Regions from separate parts of the Homo sapiens genome. Here all the other regions are linked to region 4. A link is a contact called in ENCODE Hi-C or POLR2A ChIA-PET data. All regions are on one chromosome and are shown on one strand. The core of a region is the stretch at or near the end of the contact, and the rest is flanking DNA. Distances in the headings are between cores, read along the strand shown.

Region 1 (3,672 bases), core at 801-3,300, 760 kb before region 4:
AAAAATGAATTAAAATGAAATATCTAATTACCTGGAATTTTAAAAAATATTCTCAGATCAAGGGAAAAAATGACAAATATTTAGAAAGTAGCTCTAATAAAAATACGTATTAAAGGCAGTATATAGCTATACTATATATATGGCTGAGACTGTGGCTTTGCAGCCATACTCTGGGTTTCATCCTCAGTTTTGCTGCTTACCAGTTGTGTAACCTTGAGCAAGTTGTATAACCTCTCAGAGTCTCAGTTCTGAAGGATTAAGTAAATTTAAAGAAGTACATGGCACAGAGTAAGTGCTCAAAAAATATTAGCCATTGCTAGTATTTTCCAAGATGGCCAGTGTGGCTAGAATGGAGTAAAGATGGAAGAGCTTTATATGAAGTCAGGGGCGTGGAAGCACAGATGTAGGACCTTGTGGACTATTACAAGGACTGTAAGCAAAAGCCATAGGGCTTTTGAGTGAGATGGGAAGCCACCTGAGGTTTTGAAGAGAGGAGTCATATACTCTGACTTCCATTTTAAAACGATCCTCTGGCTAGTGTGAGGGGGGAGGGCTGAGGCAGACAAGGAAGCGGTTGTGCTAATCTGGGTTATCTGTGACTGGAATGGCCTTGATGGATGGGATGGTAGTAATGGATGTAGTGAAAAGTGGTTGGGTTCTGGATATATACTAAAGGTACAGCCAACAGAATTTGCTGATATATTGGGTATGAACTGTGAGAGAAAGCACCTGGCCCAAGCACTGGAGAGAGGAGTTGCCATTAACTGAGGGATACCTGTTATTACCAGAAAACAAATCTAAACCGTAATAGGAGAATAAATAGTCTTCCCTAAATACGGTTGGACTCTGAATTCTCCAAGAAGTTATGAGCTGTACTTAACTCATAGCTGACCTCTGTGGGAATCAGCCTGCGCCTAGATCTCAGTGGGACTGGAGCCTAAGCTGGCTCCTGGGGATCTCTGTTCACCTTGTTCATGGGACGATAGCCCCCAGCCTACAGGAACCTTCAGATGATTGGACAGTGGACAGTCACGCATATCTGGCAGATGGTGCAGGAAGAAACCGCAAGGTGACACTTCTCCACTAGTAGGAGTATGGGATGAGAACTCCCTCTTGTGAGATCACCATTCAAGTTGGAGAATACTGAACCTTGATTCTGGGGATCAGCTGGCTTCAAGCTTTCAGAGGGGCTAGGAGCTGTCCTTGGTGAATATGGAGAGGAACAAACTGAGTAAAGGCAAATGTCAGAGGAAAGAATTTGTCAAATGAAATTATGTTCATTGTGTAATCTCACCTTATTACTACCTCATTCAAACTGATATATTTGATGTGATTGGATTTGTTTGGGCATATTGGTGGAGAAACTAGATTCCCTGTACTTATTGACACAAGGCAGAATTGGAGCCACAGAGACACTGACGTTAGTGTTTTTGGTATTTAGTGACTTGTGAAATCACAGGTGACTTCTGATAGTGCAGACTTAGGGCACTATTGGGGTGGGGGAAAAGAAGGCAGAAGCCAGACTGCAGTGGGGTGAGCAAATGTGAGTTCAGGAAGTGGAGATAGTGGAGGCTGATTTGGAGAAGTCTGGATGAGGAGGAACAAGGAGATGCCTTTTTTTTTTTTTTTTAAGGATAAACTATACTTGAACATTTTTTCCCATTAAACATACATGTATTGGGGTACCTGCCCACAGCCTTTTTAATCTGCTGTGGCACATTGCCTCTACTGAGTTGCATGATCTTGTCTTCCCTCTGATCCTACCTCACAGAGAAGAGTAGCCCGTTCACAATGACCTATGTATTGTGTGACCTGTTTGTATTTTCTTGTAGGAATTTGAATTAAAAGACACAGACAAGTTTCCAGTGAGTCATGGAGAGTAAATAAAAAATCCACGGGCTACTCTGGGCCATATGTGAGAGGAATTTAAGGGAAAGCCTGCTGCAGGACAAAGGTGGGTGAGCAGATGTGTGGAAAGAAGAAGAGAAGTCCCTAGAGATTACGTGAGAAAGAGGTGGCCTCGATCTGAATCCACCCCTGCACCTTCTGAGCACTGTGGCCTTGCAGTAACCACCTCCCCACTTCCTGTTATTCAAACTGGTTTGAAGGGATTTCACTTTCTCCCAGATGAAAGGACCCTGACTGGAGCAGTCTTGCTCGGACCTCTTCATCTTCAGCCCCTGTTTGTTCAGATGTGTTGTACAGATAAATACCAGAGTGTGTGAAGATGCTGTCTTACCAGGTTATTCTTTTCTCTTTTTAGAGACAAGGTCTTGCTCTGTCACCCAGGCTGGAGTGCAGAGGCGCGATCACAGCTCAGTGCAGCCTTGCACTCCCGGGCTCAAGCAATCCTCCCACCTCCATCTCCCAAGTAGCTGGGACTACAGGTGTGTGCCACCACACCTGGCTAATTTTTCAGTACTTTTTGTAGAGACTAGGTCTCACTATGTTGCCCAGGCTGTTCTCGAACTCCTGGACTCAAGCAGTCCTGCCTCAGCTTCCCAAAGTGTTGGGATTACAGGTGTGAGCCACCCTCCCTGACCTCCACCAAGCTATTGTTCTCCCGCTCACAGCTGTCTACTACACAATGAAGTATAAAATCAACAAGCCTTTCACAGCCTGCCAGAATATGGCTTCATCCTACTTTCCAAACTTTTTCATGGTATTTTCTGTTAACTTTACTTCTGCCAGACTGACTGTACCTGTCGTTCAACACACTGTATATCTACACCCTTAGTCCTGGCTTACATCATTCTGCTTGTCAGTGATCTAGACCCTTTGTATTCAAAGTGTGGGTCAAGCAGCAGGATGGGCATCACCTGGGAGCTTGTTAAGAATGCAGAATCTCACAGCCCACCCCAGACCTCCTGAGAATCTGCTTTTCAGTAAGATCCCTGGATAATTGAAATTCACCTTAAAACTTGAGAAGCATTGGTCTCTGCTGCCTGTGCAAATATCCCTTCTGCTTTAAGTCCTAGCCTAGGGGTTGTTTGTCCCATTATATTTTTTTCTGACCATATAGTGATAGTGGTTCGCTTCAACCGGAATTCCTATAGCACCATGAGAAACGAATAGTAATAGTTTAATTGAGTACTTGCTGTGAACTGATCACTAGAGTAAGCATTTTATATGTGTCGCTTAATTACTCTTTACAACAATCCTATGAGGTATGTTTATCACCATTTTACGGATAAAGGAACCAAGACTTGGAGAGTAACTTGCCATGTTCACACGGCTTGGGTCAGAGCCAGAATTTGGATTTAGATCTTTCTGATTCTTGAGCCCACAAAGCATACATATCTTTATAGTAACAAGACTGAGAAAACCAGTCACACTAGAGCATATGACTCTAAATGAATACCTCAGAGTATTAACTGTAATGACTTGTCATTATCATCTTGCTAACTTACAGCTATGAAATTATCTGTAGAGGAAATTAACAATCCATTAAAGAAACTCTGATTACTTTATGGCCAACCCATGCATAGCCTATGCCACTTCTTAGTTTTAGTGTTTTCACCATTTTGAGGTGGAGCATCATACAACTTGTCACCTATGCTTCTATAAAACAGAGACTTTTAAACATTTAAAGAATACTATATAAAACTGCCACAGTGCTTTGTACATAGTAAACATGTAACAAATATGTACTGAATTCGTTTGATTCTCACA
Region 2 (3,728 bases), core at 353-2,852, 510 kb before region 4:
ATAATGCTTGATAATTTCTAGAGTCCTTTTTTTTTGTATTTTGGGGCAGGTAAATTCATTGAGAGACCCAGAGAGTTTAGCTGACTTTCCTGTGGGTACCAAGGGTCAGAGCTGGGGTCAAAACTCAGGTTTTCTGAACCCCTATTCCCAGTGTACATTCCATGACTCCAGGCTGCCTCCCGCATTGCACAGGTTACATCTAGGGGTGTGCTAGCAAATGCCTAGACCATCCTCGTCCACATCAGCATCTGAAATGGACAAGAATGTTAGTCATGACTTGCCACTAACGTCTTTAACCTTAATTGACATCTGAGAGTGTCATCATTACATCATTACAAAAACACTAACCCAGATACATCTGTTCCCATTACTATTTCTGCGTAATTCCCCCAGACTTAATTGCTTTAAATAACCATTTTATTTGGTTTACAAACTTATGGGTCAGGATTAGGGGAGGGCTCACCCACGCAGTTTTTCTCTGGTCCGCAGTCATCTGAAGCTTGAACGGGGTGGGGCATGCAAGACGGCTCACACATGTGATCCGCGGTTGAGCCTGGCTGTGGACCAGAGCATCTCTGTTGGCCTCGCTTACACAAGTGGTCTCAGATTAGTAGCCTCTGTACATGGAAACTAGCTTCCCTCCCGGCAAGCATCCCAAGAGAACTAGGAGGAAGTGGTATGGACTTCTTTTCTTCTTCTTCTTCTTCTTTTCACTTATTCTTGATATCATGTAGCTTCATTTCTATCAGAGCAGTCACATGCCCACAGATTCAAGGGGGAGGGTCCACAGATCCGCCAATGGGAGGAACAGCCAGGTTATATCGTAAAAGATCATGGGGCATGGGAGATACCCATCTATTTTCTGTAAAAAATACATTTTGCCACAGCATCACTGGCTTTCCAGCTCACAGTGATCTGCCTGGAATGCCTTTTTCCGTCTCTCCAGGATCTACATCTTTCAATATAAGGTTTAGAAACTACCTCCTACAGGAAGACTTCCTTGATTTCCCTCAGCAAGAAAGAATCTTTCCTTCCTCTGAATCGCCATTGCATTAAAAAAAAAATCCATCTTCTGGCGTTTTCACTTTCAGACTTATACTGTAATTATTCTATGTACCTATGTTTGACCCCTCACGATGCCCAGCATAATAATTTGTCTATTGAGTAAATATTTGCTTAATGAAATAATCATTACATGATAACTCAAATAGCAGTCCTGAAAAAGTGCATTTCAATTCAGATCTCTCTTTTTTCTTCCTTCACAATTCTCATTTCCGAAAAATGAAAGAAGCCAGAGGATCCTTTATGAGGAGTTACAGTATAACTTATGCGTGGCTGTTTCCTGTGTTTACTGCTACTCAGTGAGAAATACGGGAGATGGGAGAGTGAAAAACCATGTCATTTACAATTTGATTAAAAAGCTTTTTATCTTTTCCTTTCACGTTTAAGCCTTGCCGTTTTAAAAATTTCCCTTTCGTCACAGGGGATCAAGCAGCAGTTAACGCTGCAGTTCCCTGTTCTGGAAACACTCTCAAAGGTGTTTCAACACATTTTGTCTCAACTCTGACTCCTGCCCCGCTGCCCCACGCCATCCAGCCACACTGAAGGTCTTGCATTTGTGCCTTGGGGCATTATTTTTTTTTACTCTTCTCCCTGCCTGGAAGGTTCTTCCCAACCTGCCCTACCGCCATAGCCACAGAACCAACCCTTCACTTTCCTTAAGTCTATGGTCACAAGCTCCTTCTCAAAGGAGGCACACCTCTAACCACCCCCATTTGGTGACTTCCTGTCTCCTGGAGGCCCCCGGAACTAGTCTTCTCTACTTCCAGCAACCCACTTTACGAGCAGCGGAGAAGACTGACTACTTCTGGGGGCCTCGAGGAGACAGGAAGTCACCAAATTTACAGGTGCTGTGGATGAAACTGTGTGATAATGAATTTATTGGGCTTGTTTTTTTAGCTTCTGAATAGAAGAACCAATAAGATCATTTTTTTAAAAAAGATAAAAACAGACAAACACAAACCCTCTAGTATAAAAGCATTTTTTTTTAAAAAAGATGAACACACACCCTCAGATTGCCTTCTTTTGAAAAGGCAATCTGAGATTCCTTATGAAATCCCCAGACAGAAGCTGTTTCTTTGAATTTAATATGCTGTACACTGTAGAGCCAAGAGGCTTATAGAGTGTTAATTAACACCCCTTGTCAAACATTTGTAAATGAATCTGGCTAAAGCTCAAGGAAACCAGGTTTTTCTGTGTGATAAAATATAATCTTTGGAGATTATTTATGATCACAAAGGGAGACTGTACAGAAAATTTTCCTAGACTTGGAAATGAGGCAGGATTATTGGTGTCCATCTGGACTGAGGCCTCAGGCAGGCCTGCCTAGTTAATCCCATTCTCCTATCCTCATTCTCTGGGGGTGAAGAAGGCAGTGCACCTTTGTTCAATTTGCTGCTTACCATGGATTAGGGCATTTTAAATTCTGTAAGGGTAGTTTTTAACTTGTAGAAAACTGATAGCGATGGGAAGGATTCTTGCCTAATAGGGACACAAACGGATTTTGTTCTGTAGAGATGTAAATGAAAAGATGAAAATCACAACACATTTAATGAAAGGAAAATAAAGACTCTTGTGAGTGCCACCAAAAAAAAAAATAAATAAAATGTATCTCCTCTCCGTGGCACCCCAGGCCTTCCTTACCTCACTCTATTTCTTCATAGCACTTATTGCCTTAGAACATTCTTTATAATTTACATTTATTATGTTTGTTGTTGGTTGTCGCTCCTCCTGCTAAAATGGAATCTCCGTGAGGGCACGGGTTTTTCTTTGATTTGTTCCCTGTTGTGCCCCAAAGTGCTAGAATCATGCCAGGCACACAATAGATGCTCAATAAATACTTCTGGAATGAAAATCCCCCTCCACTTAGACCAGTGAGTTCCAAACTTTTTTGATCTTGACCCATAGTAAGAAAGGCATTTTCCATGTTGAATATACACCATTGAAACAAAATTTTCACAGAAAAAACTTACCATTATTACAGGCAGTGCACTGTGATATTTCCTAATCTCTTCTATTTTGATTTTCAAAATTGCTGAGGCTACTCATAGGTTGATTTCACAAGTGGAGTTTGTGTTATGAAAAACTTTGACTTAACACCATGTCGAAACTGCTACCACAAAAAGGCAAATGCGAAAGAAGGGGGAAAGAGCAGGCCGATGACTTTCCGCTATCCACCACTCCATAAAGCATATTTCATTTTCCTGTAATTGTATCCTGTTCAATGATGTAGAAATCCTCACACACTCACATGCCACTTTTTCTTTGGGTGAAAAGCGTTCTCTACTGCAAGATGAATTGAGTTATTTCAAAAGCAAAGAGCTATAAATGAGCCTGTTAAAGAAAGTCTCAAGGAGAGTCTGTTGGCATCTGCTGTTGATAACTTAAAGCAGGAGAATTAGATAAGGAGGCAGAAGTAGAATGTTTAGAAAATAAAAGTGACCATTATAGAGGAAAAACTGCTTGTCTCAGTTTTGTTGATATTGGAGAGTAGCTCTTTCATGAGGGTATTGTGGAATTATTGGCAATTATACTAATAGATGTTTACTGAAAAAATCCTATTTGACTGATGAACCATGGAATACTTTTGCTGACCTTGTGGAAAACATCACTTATCTGAGTTCCTTATCTTCTTGTCTCTTTTTTCTCATCTAGCCTATGCCTCCCTA
Region 3 (3,686 bases), core at 341-2,840, 640 kb before region 4:
CATCACAGGGCAAAAGACATGTGGGTCCTTTTATTCAAGTCTCTTAGAGTCACATTCATGAATTTCTTATACATAGTCAGGAAACATGTAACCCTTTATTAAAGGAATTTAACCTAAAATCCACTATAAACTCGTTTTTTTAAACGTGACTTTTAGAAAAAATTCTCGTAGCACATTGTATACCTTTCTCATCAATCTTAAACTTTTCCTTATTCATTTTCTCTGAATCTAAAATCAATAGTCTTTCCAAGCAGTTTCTGTCTTAGCAGCTACTATCATTTGTCTGTTGAAGCCACAAGAATACTTCAGTCTTCCTTCCGAGGTTAGTGGACTTCATTAAAGAAATAGCTTTAGTTTTCTTTCCAGCATGCCATGTCTCTATTTTCTTTATCATGCGGAAGTGAAAAAATGTCAAATAAAAGAGGAAAGAAGTCACAGAGATCATAGTTGTGTCTTTATCCACTGCTAGTTGACCCTTGAATTTATTTTTGCAGAACTTCCTCATCTTTTCCTCCTTTTAATTGATTTCTCTAACCAGAGCTAGTATGAGTCTGAATGAAACATAGGCAGCTTACATTTTCTCCATCCGTCATAATCGATAACCACTTCCTTATAAGCTGTCGTAACTTCAGGCTTCTATGGCAACTTTCTTGGTGGACCTACAAGAATTTTTAACAGTTTGAAAACCAATCTTAAAGGTTAGAAAGGGTGACTCACACCACTTTTATTGTATAAATGCCTTCTTTATTCCTTGAGCCAGGACAACTCAAGTAAATCAGGAAATAGGCAAGAAAACAAAAATCACTCATTTGGAGATGATTACTCTGAAATATATGTCTTAACTATGCCCCACACTGAGACATCTTTTTGAAAAGTGTTCTAGTTAGTTCTAAATGAACTTACCTAATTCTCTTTCCTCCACAGCCCTCAGATAACACAAGCAATGGCCCTTCTCACTCACCAACTCAAGCAACGGTGCATCTCCACCTGGTATTGTGGTGTGGCAGGTCTATGTGGCAAGGGTTTTGTCTCCGTACTCTGGGTGAAGGTGTTGAAGATGATCCTGAGGCCTCAGTTCTCTGGAGGGAGTCTTGCGGGTAGTTAACTTCTGCTGAATCTCAGTATAGCAGTGCAAGGTCAAAACCCAAAATGCGCTCAATCTTGAGTTGTTGAAGTTGGATGAAAAGTGAAGTCATTATTGGGCATGACATCTGGTGTTTCAGTCCCAAGGCCACAAGCAGAATGTTACAATCTCTGAAGCTTAATGATTTTGCATTTCATGTAGCAGCTTAAGTTTTTCACAGCCTGAACTCAATTAATTTTCACAGCCCACTGTGGAGGTGGAGAGGGAAGTGCCATATATTTTTGCAGTAGGTGTGATAACCTGTCATTGATCACTCATTTGATGAACACCAAAACTTTGCCTGCACTTCTGGGAGGACAAAGAAGCCTCCTAACTGTCTGGTCTGTGGATCAGGTGCCGCAGGTCCTCTGCTCTAGACTATCAATCTTTTCAGCTGGTCATTTGGAGGGCATTACAGGGCAAACCATGCGCAGTTGAGACCAATTGCCTGTGCCCATGGGCAGAACTGTCTGTTGATGGGCAGAAAGGACAGCTCTAGATAACAAGCATGTGAACAACACCCCCTGGTGTTGGTGAGGATGGATCAGCAGGCATAGACATAAACTGCTGTCAGGGCTGTAACAGGAGCAGGCTTTCCTACCAACAGTGCTCAGGCAATGGAGTATCAGTGTGGTGATATATCATTATTCTAATTGGCTGTTTGGGTTTCATTGTATGGGTATGCTATAATTTATTTAATCAACATTTAAGTTGTTTCCAATTTTTCACCATTACAAAAATGCTTAATGACCAGACTTGTATATCTTTCTCTGTCACCTTGACCCATTATGGCTTCGGGGGAAAAAAAATCCCACGAATGGAATTGTTGATTCAAACTTTAAAATACTAATACATAGGGTCAAGTGACCATCTAAAAAGTTGTGTGCTAAGATTATAAATCAATTACCTAAGTTTTATTTCAGTACTTTAATAAAAATGTATATTTTTATGTCTAGGTATTTGCTCCTTCTGAAGCTTAATTTGGGCATAGAGATTTGTTATTTCTATTTTTTCCAAATGATTAGTCAGTTTATCCAACCCATTTTGTTGATAGTCCACCTTGATCATATATCAAGTTCTCACACACACATGAGTCTGTTTCTGAATTATGGATTCTGTGCTATTGGGCTTTCTGTTATTATATAATGGTTTAATGTTTATACTTGTATGCTTATAATATCCAATAGGACAAATGCTCTCTCATTAATTTGCCTGGCTATTTATGCATGCTTATTCATTCAGAAGAAATTTGAAATAAATTTTTTTCCATAACAAAGAAAAAAGTCCCAAATGATTTTTGATTTGGATTTGCATTAAATTTAGTTTTATTTCAAAGAATTGTTATTTTTACAATATATAGTACATGTTAAAAAAGAGGATGTAGTTTTCCCTGCAGTCAAACATCTTATGTTTCTCAATAGAATTTTCTTATTTTCTTCACATGTCATGCACATGACTTATTAAACTGTATTCCTAGCAGTTATATATATATAAAACTATATATTATATTTATACATATGTGTTATAAATGTATTCCTAGGAGTTATGCATATATATAAAATACAGTTACACACATATAGCTCTATATAGATAATATTTACAGATAGATAACATATATAGTAATATATAGATAATATTTACAGATAGATAACATATATAGTAATATATGTTATATATTTATATATGTTATAGCTGTATTCCTGTATATATGTTATAACAACTGTACATATGTTATAACTATATTCCTAGGAGTTATATATAATATATAAACTATTATACATAAAATATATATGTAGCTCTATATATAGAAATATATATATATAAAACTATATGTAATATATATAACTCCTAGGAGTACAGTTATAACATATATATAATATTTATATGTATAAGTTATACATATATTACATATATTATCTATTTGGTAGAGATGGGGTTGCCCAGGCTGGTCTCAAATTCCTGAGCTCAAGCAGTTCTCCTACTTTGGCCTCCTAAAGTGTTGGGATTACAGGCATGAGGCACCATGCCTGGCCTGGAATTTTATATTTTTTGATTTTATAATTCAAGGGATTCCCCCACTCCCAGTTATAGGTCTCTAGCCTGCTCCACTGGAGTCGGCTAATCTGCTTGGCCCCTGGTTGTGCAGTCATCCGGGAGCTCCACTCAGGACTTTGAACTGACACCTGCAAGGGTCGGCGGAGTGAAGAGGCTGGGCCAGGCCCTCTGCCTTCTCCTCTTCCTCCTTCAGTCCTCATCCACCTCTGGTTCCAGTGTGTGGAGCAGGCTCTGTTGTCCTAGTAAATAAAGAAGAATCAACCAACTTCACAAAACCCCCCAGAAGTGACCAGCCATAAAAATATAAGCTTATTCCAAATACCTGGGACCCTGTACCTGGAGTCGTCTGCCACAGGGCAGGTCAGATGTCCCATGGCCGAGGGCTCAGGAGCTGTGGCTGGCGGCTGGTAGCAGCACTGGCTTCTTACCTTGGCCGTGGCCCTAAGTTCCCACATGTGGGAAGTCAGCCTAGTGTGCCATGTGGGAAGTGTCCAGGTTCTTCCTGGGG
Region 4 (3,856 bases), core at 746-3,245:
AGCATTTGTCTAAGAAGAATTAAGTTGATTCAGCTGTTAAAGGGGTCTTAGTTGTTAGAGCTTTTTGGCGGTTTATTTGCTATAATCAATAGACTTATTAATACTTTTAATTTTAGCCTAATAGTACTAATAGTCACATTTTGACTAACTATTGGGCCAGTTTTTCTTTGTCATTCATTGGTAGTTGAGTCTCTGTAGCCTTTATACTGCCCTATTTTTGGTTTGCCACATTTTAAATCTCAAACTGCCTATAATTTATACTGTTAGTCTTTGGAAATAAGTTTGAATTGACTATTCTGCTAAACTCATTTTAATGACCATGCTCCCTTGTGATGAGCTAAATTTATTTATTATTGTGTTGTCGTATTAATTTTTTTTTTTTTGAGACAGTCTCACTCTGTCGCCCAGGCTGCAGTGCGGTGGCTCAGTCTCCACTTACTGCAACCTCCACCTCCCGGGCTCAAGTGATTCTCCTGCCTCAGCTTCCTGAGTAGCTGGGATTACAGGCAAGATTAATGTTTTTTATTTGTAATCAATTTAAGCCTAATACATGTTCTAATAATTTTTGTATTTCATATATGGATAAATTATAATAATTCTTTTAAAGTGAAAGTATTGATGAGAGATACTTTTTTTTGGAATAGCTCATTTTAAGCCCCTGATACTTGATATGGATAAAATATTTTCAGTGTTTAATAAAATGTTGAAATATATTTAACTTTACTAATTTGAGCCCTGCCAATTATAATACTTTAGAAAAAGTGAAAATATAATAGTACATTTATAAGGCTTTTAAGTATTCACAAAATAGTCATTTCCCAGTAGATGTTTTTCAGCTCTTATGATACAGTGTTTTCTTTTTCTTTTGGCCATGTATTGATCAGAATTAGTCATTAACTTTACTAACAACTGGATTTAGTTTGTCAGCCTTGATGGTTTGGTTACACAGATGTAGCTATTGTGTCAACCCCACTGTTTTAAATATGTTCCTATGCCAGGTGAAATTTGATCCCTTTAAGCAAATTTCTGTTAAACACTTTGTGTCAGTTTCAGTAACGTTTCCCCAATGAACATTCCTACTGTACAAAATTTTACATATGTGTATTTACATATTTATACTTTTTTCACAAATGTGGGAATTTAGGATACTATGTTTGTAAAAATTGGGCAATTTTTCTTGAAGATAATTTTTAAAATTACAGCAAAACATAGGGCCCTGAGAAGAAGAGGTAAAATATATGGAAGAGCAAGTATGTATAGATAATTTTGTAACGTAACCTTGAGAGAAATATAGAAAACTGAGACAACATAAGCCAAAGGAAAGGAATTGGGATGTAAAACCTTTAGGGTAGAGCAGTGCTCTGCTGTGGTCATTTATGCCTTGGCATTAAGTTCTTTTGAATATAAAACAATGCATTTAGAAGGATTTTAAGACTATATCACAGTGCACTGGCATTTTCTTCTTCAATTTTCCAGGGCTAAATAAGGTAATTGAATAATAAAACTTAAAAGCATTTTTCATTTCATGAAGATCCAAGAAAAAATATTTCATAACAATTTTTATTTACAAGAAGGAAAAACATATTCATAAGAATCTTAGATGATTAGTAGGTTAATGAAATAAAAAGTTTGTTAGGAAGAAGGAATACTAGTTATTGAACAATGCCAATTTTTTCTATTTAAAAATATTTAAAATGCCATTAGTTGATTTATTTAATGAGCCATCAGCCTTTATTTTAGATTCACTATAACTCTGATCTCCTAAACCTGCTTTTCCTATCAGGTCTTAAATATTTCATCCCTGCTTTCTTTTACAATATAGTTTTTGGGAATGTAACTATCATGTTGATAAGTAATGCTAGGTGAAGGAAAAAGTTAAAACAACTCCAATGCTAGGCAGTGATATACCATAGAAAAATAAATGAGCCAAAGATAGGGGAAGTGATTTTTTTTGGAGGAAGAAAACAGAAATGAGAACAAGAGGACATGGATGACTGCTGAAAAACTGACCAAGTTCCTCTTCAGTCTTCTAACAGAATTTGGAAGATGTTCTTAGCATGCAACTGTTGGTTGAAAAAAACCCAAATGTACAAGGGCCATCAGTTCTTAAAAGTGGAATAGTGCATAGAAAGCTTATTGACACAACATAGCAGTTTGATGAAATGGACTGAAGCCATTTCTGTGGAGTGGACTCGTGGAAAATGTGATGCCTGATTCATAAAATTGTACACAGTTGAATGTTGCTATATAGGTAAGGTTTTGCAAACTCAGGACTCTCAGGAAACATCAAAGGTATATAGTTGGCACACTTAATTTTAGATATGTGTGATACGTTTGTGATTTTTTTTAAAAAAATATTTCCAGGAATGCTTAAGAAGATTATACCACCTCATGCTATAAAATAAAACTAACTTGGAGAATTCAACAATGTTTGCTGTTTTAATATGCATCTTACAAAGATAATTATAAACACTGAGAGTATTTACTGCAATGCCCTGAATATAGTATGCCTAAAGAATTTTCTGTATAAAAATAATTGTATTTATTTTAGTTAAAAATTGAGTAAAATATACATGCATCAAAATAATTTCTAGGTAGACCAAAGTGATATATGTAAAGAAAGACAAAATCAAAAATCAGGAAATTGCTGGTGAATATCTAATCTCGGGATAGAAAAATATTTTTTTAAATCACAAAAGCAATCAGTAATCAAAAGAAAAGATGACTGATAATTATTACCATATAAATATTTTTAAACTCATGTGTTAACAATTTATAGAACAAATAAGTTCGAGAAAATGTTTGTCCTTAGCATGTCAGTTAATTAAAATAAAACACAGAAACTTCATACAGTTCAGCAAAGGACATCTTGATTTGTGCTTTGGAGAATCTATTGAGTTTTTTTGGTTACTGAGTAATAGTTTAGTTAGATGTGTTGCTATAGCTATACATTCTTCCATCTTATGTTTTCAAAATATTAAGTGTCCTCATTTATTTTTTGTGTAATTGAGAATAAACTGAAATCAAGTAATACACATTCTCTCATAAAAATAAATATACTCGGTCATTGAATTGTAAAGTGTGGATCCCAGGATGATATCATCATCACCTGGAAACTTGTTAGAAATACACATTCTTGTCCCCTGACCAAAATCTATTGAATGAGAAACTCTGAGGGTGAAGCCCAGCATTTTAAAATCTAAAAATCCATGTTTTAACCCATTTGGGGATACTAAATAAACTGCTGTAGTCCTTCAATAAGCCCATCACACATTTTCACCATGTCATCTATAGGCACTTTTTCTACGGTGTTAACATCATCTTCATCATCACTATTATCATAATCACCTTGATTAAGAACCATTTTGGCTATTTCCCCATGGATCAATGAATGAATAATTAGAGCCGCATTATTGCTGGTAAAAACTTACATGACATCTGTTTCTTCCATCTTACTGCCAGACTCTGAAGGTGTATTTTTTTGTATATGTATGGAGGTCAGACATTATTTTTTTTCTCATGTGACATATAGAAACCTTCAAAGTCACCACTTTGTTCATCACCATCACTGAACATAGTTATAGCCCAGAGGTTGTGCCAGGCATGCACAACTGTGTATTTGTCACTGTATTCCAAACATGGGCATTCTTCGTGCTAAACTCCTTTTGAAAACTTTCCACACTCATGCCTCTGTTCACTGTTGCTAGCATGCTGATCAAGAAACTTTTTATATTTATTCTTTATTGATCCAAGAACACCCTAGTCACATGGATGAATTAATGAAGTCACAATTAGGGTAAAATACATGACCTAAACATTTTTAATGAGAATTTCTGCTGGATGATGAGCAGAATCC

Evidence for each region. Hi-C counts contacts between places; a loop is a spot of excess contacts on that map. ChIA-PET counts read pairs that join two places held with the same protein, here RNA polymerase II (POLR2A). Pooled maps may share reads with other maps.
Region 1: a pooled map shows a loop between it and region 4 (2.6-fold over the local background). The contact joins two enhancer-like sites. A Hi-C loop is called at or near these places in 2 of 168 maps with a recorded cell type or tissue (both naive thymus-derived CD4-positive, alpha-beta T cell), 1 of 37 single-sample maps with no recorded cell type and 11 of 50 pooled maps. POLR2A ChIA-PET finds 5 or more read pairs at or near these places in 2 of 52 experiments (AG04450 and activated naive CD4-positive, alpha-beta T cell).
Region 2: a loop to region 4 is called in a map with no recorded cell type, with 2.2 times the contacts of the local background. The contact joins two enhancer-like sites. A Hi-C loop is called at or near these places in 2 of 168 maps with a recorded cell type or tissue (CD8-positive, alpha-beta T cell and naive thymus-derived CD4-positive, alpha-beta T cell), 10 of 37 single-sample maps with no recorded cell type and 13 of 50 pooled maps. POLR2A ChIA-PET finds 5 or more read pairs at or near these places in 1 of 52 experiments (activated naive CD4-positive, alpha-beta T cell).
Region 3: a loop to region 4 is called in a map with no recorded cell type, with 2.7 times the contacts of the local background. The contact joins the promoter of LINC00423 here to the enhancer-like site in region 4. A Hi-C loop is called at or near these places in 2 of 168 maps with a recorded cell type or tissue (GM12878 and naive thymus-derived CD4-positive, alpha-beta T cell), 8 of 37 single-sample maps with no recorded cell type and 18 of 50 pooled maps.

Annotation. Positions count from the first base shown.
Region 1 is chr13:32,789,806-32,793,477 of GRCh38, forward strand. No RefSeq gene overlaps it. Among named protein-coding and RNA genes, the nearest start is that of LINC00423, 120 kb to the right of the region's middle. Within about 2 kb of position 2,051, at least 5 of the 41 ENCODE cell types and tissues checked have a DNase peak (open chromatin) inside an H3K27ac peak, as active enhancers do.
Region 2 is chr13:33,031,895-33,035,622 of GRCh38, forward strand. All of the region lies in intron 1 of KL (klotho), which reads left to right. Among named protein-coding and RNA genes, the nearest start is that of KL, 17 kb to the left of the region's middle. Within about 2 kb of position 1,603, at least 4 of the 41 ENCODE cell types and tissues checked have a DNase peak (open chromatin) inside an H3K27ac peak, as active enhancers do.
Region 3 is chr13:32,910,062-32,913,747 of GRCh38, forward strand. It overlaps LINC00423 (long intergenic non-protein coding RNA 423), which reads right to left and starts at 1,591. Exons shown (of 5, transcript NR_047020.1): 1 at 962-1,591; 2 at 576-659.
Region 4 is chr13:33,546,281-33,550,136 of GRCh38, forward strand. It overlaps a transcript of STARD13 not described here. Among named protein-coding and RNA genes, the nearest start is that of LINC02344, 210 kb to the left of the region's middle. Within about 2 kb of position 1,996, at least 2 of the 41 ENCODE cell types and tissues checked have a DNase peak (open chromatin) inside an H3K27ac peak, as active enhancers do.